Linked DNA regions of Homo sapiens: all the other regions are linked to region 1. The links are chromatin contacts, found by Hi-C or POLR2A ChIA-PET in ENCODE. All regions are on one chromosome and are shown on one strand. Each heading gives the region's core, a stretch centred on a gene start or an enhancer-like site at or near the end of the contact. The rest is flanking DNA. Distances are from core to core; before and after follow the strand shown.

What was found. Hi-C counts contacts between places; a loop is a spot of excess contacts on that map. ChIA-PET counts read pairs that join two places held with the same protein, here RNA polymerase II (POLR2A). Pooled maps may share reads with other maps.
Region 2: a pooled map shows a loop between it and region 1 (15-fold over the local background). The contact joins the enhancer-like site here to the promoter of ENC1 in region 1. A Hi-C loop is called at or near these places in 1 of 168 maps with a recorded cell type or tissue (natural killer cell), 2 of 37 single-sample maps with no recorded cell type and 5 of 50 pooled maps.
Region 3: a pooled map shows a loop between it and region 1 (6-fold over the local background). The contact joins the enhancer-like site here to the promoter of ENC1 in region 1. A Hi-C loop is called at or near these places in 2 of 37 single-sample maps with no recorded cell type and 4 of 50 pooled maps. POLR2A ChIA-PET finds 5 or more read pairs at or near these places in 1 of 52 experiments (WTC11).

Annotation. Positions count from the first base shown.
Region 1 is chr5:74,639,179-74,642,031 of GRCh38, forward strand. It overlaps ENC1 (ectodermal-neural cortex 1), which reads right to left and starts at 1,550. Exons shown (of 3, transcript NM_003633.4): 1 at 1,129-1,550. It also overlaps a transcript of HEXB not described here. RefSeq lists enhancers at 999-1,358, 1,820-2,535, 2,536-2,853 and a silencer at 1,399-1,658.
Region 2 is chr5:76,738,109-76,740,950 of GRCh38, forward strand. No RefSeq gene overlaps it. Among named protein-coding and RNA genes, the nearest start is that of F2R, 23 kb to the left of the region's middle. RefSeq lists enhancers at 812-1,141, 1,242-1,311. Within about 2 kb of position 1,441, at least 15 of the 41 ENCODE cell types and tissues checked have a DNase peak (open chromatin) inside an H3K27ac peak, as active enhancers do; they include natural killer cell, where a contact is called at or near this core.
Region 3 is chr5:72,300,050-72,303,028 of GRCh38, forward strand. The region is part of intron 2 of MRPS27 (mitochondrial ribosomal protein S27); the gene reads right to left. Among named protein-coding and RNA genes, the nearest start is that of MRPS27, 19 kb to the right of the region's middle. RefSeq lists enhancers at 1,283-2,238, 1,798-2,027. Within about 2 kb of position 1,627, at least 4 of the 41 ENCODE cell types and tissues checked have a DNase peak (open chromatin) inside an H3K27ac peak, as active enhancers do.

The DNA of each region.
Region 1 (2,853 bases), core at 300-2,799:
CTTGGAAACCCAAGAGGAAATACTTGCTTTCTGGTTTAAAACTGTGCAAACCTCAAAATATCAGCAGAAACCATGTATACAAGTCACTGAACACACCTTCAACATAAAATGAATCATCTTTCGAGCATTTTTAAGCCCCCAGAGAAATCACATTTGCATACCAAGTAAGTGGCCAAGAAAATGCACACATGTACTTAACCTACGTCTGCAAAGAAGACAGAGAAAGGGCTGCTATTACTGTGAACATCAAAAGGGCTTCAGTTACAGTAACTTCAGTTCACTTCATGCTCCTAACTCAGGCTCTCTGCCTCCAATGCTTAGCGTCCCGCACCCTTCTCCAGGTTTTGAACCTGATCTCAATCCAATCAAAAGAGAAACTAAGCAGATTTTTTTCTGGGCATTTACATTACCGGTAACAATAGAACATTATAAAGATCTTGTTAACAAAAGTAGCTTCTTGCCAGAGTCTTTTTATTAACACTTGCAACGCTATTTAACAAGCTGGCCATGCCTGTGTGACACCAAACCGCATGTGGATAAATTCAGTGTTTCATCTCCAGGCCCACCAATTCCTATCCTTTGTAACTAATAATGTTAACACGACAGATCAAGAAACTAGTTTTTCAGAAAGCAGTTTTCATTCATTCTCTATAGACATTTCCGCCGCAGTGAACATGCCCGCACTCAGGGTGTCTGTGCATGGCCCCAACTTTCCTCCAAGCCGGGGAGGATGCAACGTGGGCCAACCATCCCGCGCGCTCGGCCCTGGAGGCTGCGGGGAGCGACGCAGCGCGACATTCACCCCCAGGAAAGCGCTGCTTTCCGCAGAGGAGAGAGGCTGACTGTATCCTTAGCTCGGCTCCTCGCTTCCCCAGCGGCTCGCCCCAGACATTGCACCGCGGAGGGGAGGCCGGTCGACCTCTCCGGCGATGCCCGGCTTCTGCCTGCTGTGGGAGGGCAGCGGCGGGCACCGTGATCTCCGCACCGAGAAGAGCTCCCCTTGCCCTCTAGTCGAAGCTCCCGAGTGCTCGGAGCACGCTCACCCCTCGCGAACACACCCCTGCAGCCGAAGCAGCCCCTGAAGCCCGCAGCGCCTGCAACAGGTCCGGGGCAGTGGGGGAAACTTACAGCAGTGGCGACTGGCCGCAACGCACAACTGAGTTCTAGCGACGGTCACGGGCAAGGAGGCGACGAACCGGTCGTCTCAGCCCAGGGAAGCGGTGGCGAATGCCCCGGAGAAAGGAGGGCCAGCCGGGGAGAGGACTGCGCCCCGAACGATGGCTCGCGGACCGGCTACCGATGGCGTTCGCCTCCGTCTGTCGTCCCCACGCCGCGGACCCGGTGTCCAGGACCCGCAGAGCGTCTCCGGAGCGCGTCACGGTAGGGCAGAGCAAGCCTGCCACTGCAGGCGCCGCGGAAGGAGGCGGGCTGTGCGCTCGGGGGAGGGAGCTAGAAAGCGCCTTGTGTGCCGGCGGCCGCCAGGCGTCTGGACCGGGTCTCCGCAGCGCCACCGCCGCACCGCCTCCTCTCCGGCTGCCAGAGCAGTCTGCGCCCCGCCGCCGTGCGCCCCGCTATAAGTGGCGCGGCGGGGAGGGGAGGGGGCGCGTATGCAAAGAGACCGACACCGGGGGAGGGAGGAAGCGCATTAGCGCGGCCTGTGGTGTAGGAGGAGGAAGAGGAGGAGAAGGAGTGGGAGGAGGAGAGGAGCTAGAGAAGAGCGTGTCGGGGGAGTTAATCGGGAGAGGAAGCGGGAGAGGGGGGCTGCGGGGAGTGCAGAGAGACAAAGCGGACGCACTGTCTCAGCCGCTGGCAGCTGCAACCCCGGGAACCGAGAATAAAATAAGTTTTCCCGGGTTCGAGTGTCTGCGCCTCTTTGGGCCAGCCTGGTTAATGGACAGCCCCGGATCTGAGGGACCCACCTTAGGGGAGCGCAGCCCGGGGCTGTGCGCTTGGTGATGCCAGAGCCCGCGAGATGCTCTAAAAAGGGCTGCAAGGGGCGAGCTGGGTATCCGCAGGACAGGCCCTGGGCACGCATAGACAGCGCCTTGGGTAGGACACCCAGAGTGGGGAGAGATAGTGGCAATGGACGGGCAAAAGTCTGGACAGTTTAGGGACACTCGGGTTGAGCAAGCCAGGACGTTTAAGTTTCTTGCTGGCAGAGAGCCAAAGAGACTCCAGCCCCAGGCATTTCCTATGTGTCCTCCCTCCCCACTCCCCAGTGGGTGCGGCACCCCCGGCTGGACTCTGCCCTAAGCCAGGCGACTGCAGGGGCAGCCGGGGCGCAGTCCTGCGGGGCGCGCACCACGTGCTTTTCAGCCAATCGCCGCGGCCGCTTGATTCAAAGTGAACTCCTCAAAGCAGCAGCCACGCCGCCTCCTCTCCTAGCGATTAAGCCTCCATCACCTTCTCCTGTTTTTTATCGCTCGGTGGTGTTAGTTTGGAGTTCAGTAAAGAAATGGCCCAGCACACACACACGTTTAATAGTCCCGCGTGTCAGGAGAAGGGAAGGCGATTCGAAAAATAATCTCGCGTGGTGATCACTTTTACGAATCCCATTTATCTTTGCAACTAGAGGCTTGTCTTTCCACTGGGAGTTAAAATATCTGTCTTTTATTCGGTATTTGGAGCTAAGTCTATAAATGAACGGGATAGATGACCGGTCCAGCCCCCTTGTTTTACAGGTGGGGAACCGAGGCCCAGGGAGATGTGAATTGCCTGGCTCGTAGTCACTTAGCAACAATGTCCCAGCTCTGCAGCTCGAGAGTGAGGGCCCCACGACAGAGTTTATTCCGTCCCCGGGTCCCCGCGTCCCCAAGCGCCCGCGCTTCGCCTCCCAGCTTGCTTTAAAACACT
Region 2 (2,842 bases), core at 191-2,690, 2.1 Mb after region 1:
AGCAGGATCTCCACAAAAAGAAAAAAAGCCTGATCTGGCAAACTAGCATTTGCCAATTTTGATGGTGTGAATACTCCCTTCTTTTCCAGTTTCAAGCTCCCAACTGTTTAACAGTTGGCTTGACAAATTTCCTGAATATTGAATTCTTGTGAGCAGGTACAAGTTGACTCCAGCACACCAATGGATGCAACCCACATAAACAAAGGCTCTTTGCTGGTCCTCAATAATTTTAAGTGTATTAAGGTGTTCTGAGCAAAAGAAGTTTGAAAACCACTGCCCTTATCCAAGATGTCCCAACTTTATTGACTTGAAGAAAACAGATAAACTGGTAATTATTATAAAAGCATAAAAGCAAACAGGGGTAAAGAGTTGGCTTAGAGCTGCAGGCACCACTCTGGGTTTCTGGCTGTTTCAGAGCTGAGGGGTTCCAAGTCTTGGAGCAAGAAACTGATTCAACATCCAGGCTCAGTGGCTCACGCCTATTATCCCAGCACTTTGGAAGGCTAAGGCGGATGAATGGTTTGAGCCCAGGAGTTCGAGACCAGCCTAGGCAAAATGGCAAAACCCCGTCTCTACGAAAAATACAAAAATTAGCCGAGCGTGATGGCTCATGCCTGTAGTTCCAGCTACTTGGGAGGCTAAGGTGGGAGGATGGCTTGAGCCTGGGAGGCGGAGGTTGCAATGAGCCAAGATGGTGCCACTACACTTCAGCCTGGGTGACAGAGTGAGACCCTGTCACAAAAAGAAAAGAAAAGATACTGATTCACGTCATCAGGTATGGTGTGGTCCACAGAACAGGAAGCTCTGTGTGAGGTCTGATTTTCAGCCACCTGCTGTGTAAAGGAAAGAGAGAGGTGCTTGCTGAGCAAAGTTTCAGACCAGAAGACCAAGAGACAATTCAGAACAGCAGCAGATTCTACCCATGGTGGCATTCCTGTAAAGTGAAACTCAAGCGCCAAGTTTGTTGTCATGGGGACTGTTGATTGCATGCTAGTCTTATGGAAACACACGGAAAACCAGAGGTCAAATTCAGTAGCATCTCAGAATTCAGATAACACAGCATGTACAGTTTCAACCCAGCAGGCTGTGTGTTTATCACTTCAGGAAATGACTCATAAGCAGTAAGGAGATGAGCTTTGAAAGCTGCATCTGGCCAGGGCACGGTGGCTCACCGCTGTAATCCCAGCACTTTAGTGAGGCCGAGGCGGGTGGATCACCTGAGGTCGGGAGTTTGAGACCAGCCTGGCCAACATGTGAAACCCTGTCTCTACTAAAAATACAAAAATTAGCCAGATGTGGTGGCACACACCTGTAATCCCAGCTACTCAGGAGGCTGAGGCAGGAGAATTGCTTGAACCCAGGAGGCAGAGGTTGCAGTGAGCCGAGATTGTGCCATCCAGCCTGGATGACAAGAGCGAAACTCCATCTCAAAAAAAAAAAAAAGAAAAGAAAGCTGCATCTATAGTAGCCTGCATGGTGGCAGGGCCAGTCTGGCTGTTTTGCCTATCTTAATGACTACATCTGCAGGTCATTTTGGTGTGCTGCTATGCGACCCATCCAAGGAAGTGAAAACACCACGAAGGGTGGGCTGTCCAATACTGAGATGCATTCGTGAGCAAAACCATAATCATTTGATATCTATTTTTGTTGTTTTGTTTCCTATCCTGGGATATCTAGTTGCTCTTGAAACTAGCTGACACATATTTTAAAAAAAACAAGACAAATAATATATTCCCATCCTCCAGAAGCTAACTGGCTTTGGGATTTAATCCTAATACTTAATGTTTAGTTAGGAAGCACAAAATTTGAAGACCTCAGATTTAGAATTTTATCAGCTCTGCCTTGTAACAAGTTTTAGAAACTAAATCAGTTGGCCAGGCCTGGTGGCTCATGCCTGTAATCCTAGCTTTTTGGGAAGCCAAGGCGGGCGGATCACCTGAGGTCAGCAGTTCGAGACCAGGCTGGCCAACATGGTGAAACCCTGTCTCTACTAAAAATACAAAAATTAGTCAGACATGGTGGCACGTGCCTGTAATCCAGCTACCCGGGTGGCTGAGGCAGGAGAATTGCTGGAACCCGGGAGGCAGACGCTGCACTGAGCCGAGATGGCACCACTGCACTCCAGCCTGGGCAACAGAACGAGACTCTGTCTCAAAAAAAAAAAAAAAAGAAAAGAAAGAAAGAAAAGAAAAGAAACTAAATCAGTTCTCAACTCTGGTTGCGCATAGAATCACTGGAGAGCTTCTAAACAATTCCAGTGCCAATCTCTGGGGGCGAGGCCTGGACATTGATATTGTTTTCAAGCTCCTCAGAAGATTCTGATGTGTAAACCAGGGTTGATACTAAGAAAAGAAAAATCCCTCAGCAGTCTGAGCTATGTGAGGTGTGCAAAATTTATTAGGCCCAGAGAGACGGGAGTAGAGGACTTCAGTCACACCCCCGGCACATACCCTCCCCCTACCCACCACCCCCCATGCCTGTGGGCAATTATTTAAAGTCATTTTGTTCCTGGTGGTGTGGTAGCTCATGCCTGTCATCCCAACACTTTGGGAGGCCGAGGCGAGAGGATCCCTTGAGGTCAGGAGTTTGAGACCAGACTGGTCAACATGGTGGAACCCCTACACTCCTAAAAATACAAAAATTAGCCAGGCATGGCAGCATGCTCATGAAATCCCAGCTACTCGGGGGGCTGAGGCAGGAGAATTGTTTGAACCCAGGAGGCCAGAAGGTAGAGGTTGCAGTGAGTCAAGATGGCGCCACTCCAGCCTGGGCAACGGAGAGAGACTCCATCTCAAAAAAAAAAAAGGCATTTTGTTCCTGACTAGCTACATTCCCTGTTATC
Region 3 (2,979 bases), core at 377-2,876, 2.3 Mb before region 1:
GACTGCTAAAAAGAGTCATCTTAGATACAGCTGTTACTACCTCCTGAGCTCCCAGTCTTCAACACATTCAACTGACACCAATAACCACTGCCACATTGTTAAAATCCAGTGGTTAATTTTCTGTTCTCATCTTACTTGACTTCTATCATTTGATACAGTTGACCATTCTATCCTTCACAAAATATTCTCTTTTTTCTCTCCTTCTTGTGTTCCTTTGCAGGATCTCCTCTTCTTGACTTCTAAACATTGGAGTGCCTCTAGGACTCTAGTAGACTGCAGACTTCCCTTCTCCATCTATGCTCGGTCCCTAGGTGATCTCATTCTCTGCCACGCCTTTAACCATTACCTACAGATGGTTGGCTCCACATGTACATACCTACCCTGTCTTCTCCCTTTAACTCCAGACTTGCATTTCCAATTACATAGGTGATATTTCCATCTGGGTGTCTAATAGGTATCTAAACATCACATGTTCTCTTATTTCCTCAACCTTCCACTTTCAATATGCTTTTCCTATCTCAGTAAATGACCACCACATTGGCTGGTTTACTGAGGCCAAAAATGTAGGCATCATCCTTGACCCCATTCTTTTCACACTCTATAACCAATTTGTCAATAAATCCTACAGGCTCTAGATTTGAAAAATAACTATATATTTCTCATCACCACTACTGCTAAGCCACCAGTATCTCTCATCTCCTGACCTTGTTTTAACTACTGTCCCCACCCTTATTATCTAATCTCCACCCAGCAGTCTGAGTGAGCATTTTAAAAGATAAATCAGCCAATCAGGATAAAAACCAATAAATGCTAATCTGTGTTGTTTTTCTGTCTCTTACACTAAAAATAAAATCCATATAATTACTAATATACACACTCTCAGTCCCTAGAACAGTTCCATAAAAGGCACCTAGTAAATACCTAAAGAAATGAATCAAAGGAAGAAAAGGAAGAAAGAAAAAAGCAATTGGGTTTCCAAGGTTTGTTTACTCCCTGGTGGAAGAAATTGGTATCAAGTAATAAGGACACACCAGAAATGATCAAGTAATAAGTATTTGTTGAAAACCTATTGTTGTGCATTTAACCATTTTTTCCTCTCTTTTTTCCCTGAGGGATTGATCTCAATGACTCAGTACCTACTGGGGGAAAACAACTTTAGAACTTTAGAACTTGATACGATATGAAAGCAATTAGCTTTTCTTATGACTATCTTAAAGGGATTGAAGCCAAGTGATTAAAGCAAAATAAAAACAAAAAAGTCCTTAAACCCCCTTCACACTAAGGCAACTTAATAGCATTAAATCTACTTGCTTACAGATGTTAAATGTCTCTCTCATAATAGCAAATCTTTTGATCATTTCATAATGAAGGCTTCTGTGTTTAGATGAGAGGCAATATGAGAAATTACCTCCCTCTACCTGAAATTTACAATTTAACTTAAAATAGCAAGATCAGGATCTATGGCCTAATTAAAATGAAAAACCCATCATTTCTTTGTGGGTTTCACATCATGCACAATGTATAACCAAACTCTGGAATAAGGTGGCTTCACTGATCACCTCTGTAGTGTGGTAACTCAAGATTGCATGTGAATCCTTCGCACCAAGGCATCTTTAGTCAAGTGAAATTGGCTGGAGCCTCAGAAAAGGTAACAGCTGCAAAGCCAGCATCTAATGAATAACATTTGCATTTTCCAAGTCAGAGAAAGGTTTGCTGCTAAATATATCATGTGGCCAATCACCTCACAGTATAGCACTGCCGTGATGAATGAGGCAGAAAACTGCACAGAGCAGGGACGGCCAGGAAAGCTGGGACAGCTGCGGCGTGCAGAGGGCCAGCGCCACAGGCTTCTGGACTGTGGGCTTCCACAGTCAAAATCCCACCTCATGTTTCAGTGAGGGGCCAGCAGATGCCCAGGTTTTGTTCAAAGAGATGTGCCAAAGAAGATACTTTTTTGCTTGCTATTCAGCTCCTCAGGAATACATACTGTGGCAGATGGTTGTGGACAACAGACTATATGGGAAAATGGATCTGAAATTTGAATTCTTCATTTAACAAAACTTGAAGCTAGACAGACAATGTGGAAGTATGTCCAGAAAATAAAATGTATACTAAAAATGCCCTTCCCATTTGAAGAAAGCAATACTATTAACGATCTCAGAATATACAAGATTGTATTGAGAACCCTGCACTATTCCCAGTAAGAGTGCAATGGCCCACAAGCCTGGGTGAGGATTCAGATTGCCTGAGGGGCTTTAAAACTTCAGATTCCTAGGATTCTTTTCACCCAGAGGGAGACTCTAATTCCCTGGGTTTGAGGTAGCACGAGAGACTTAAACAATAGCCCCAGAAGATTGTAGCCAATCAAGCACGTCAGTTATGTTTGGGAGCAACCATGGGAGGGAACACAAAAGAAGTCTTAGATGTTGCTCCTAAGCTCAAAGAAGATACTGAATAGGAATTCCATTGCTGGAATAAAATGAATTAAATATCTTTAAAAAATTCCTCCTACTATAAAAATAAAACAAAATATCAATTTTCCCCCAAATATATGACTGAGCTTTCAAGAAGGTAGATGTAACTGTCAGAGGCCAAAGGCAAGATGGAAACATGAACTTGGAGTGTTTAGAGGAGCAGTCCCTTTGAGGGGAGCAGTCCTTTTGAGAGCATGTGATGATCTACAGTGATGGAGAGCTTTAGTTTCAGTGACTTATGGGGACAGAGGATAAAACCAATACTTGTAAGATGAGAAGCTTGTTCAGAGATCCTCAGGTAAAGCCAGGACCACCTAAGGGAACTACACCTGAAGTGAAAAGGTAAAACTTATCACTACAATAATGCACCCTAAAAAGTAAACAACCGGGACACTTGTCCCCTGAAGATTATAAACTACAAGTCAGCCCTCATGCCTCTTTGGGGATTTAATCCACTCTTCTTTTGTGATCCAAAATATACCAAGCTGAGAATTTTGTTTGAAGA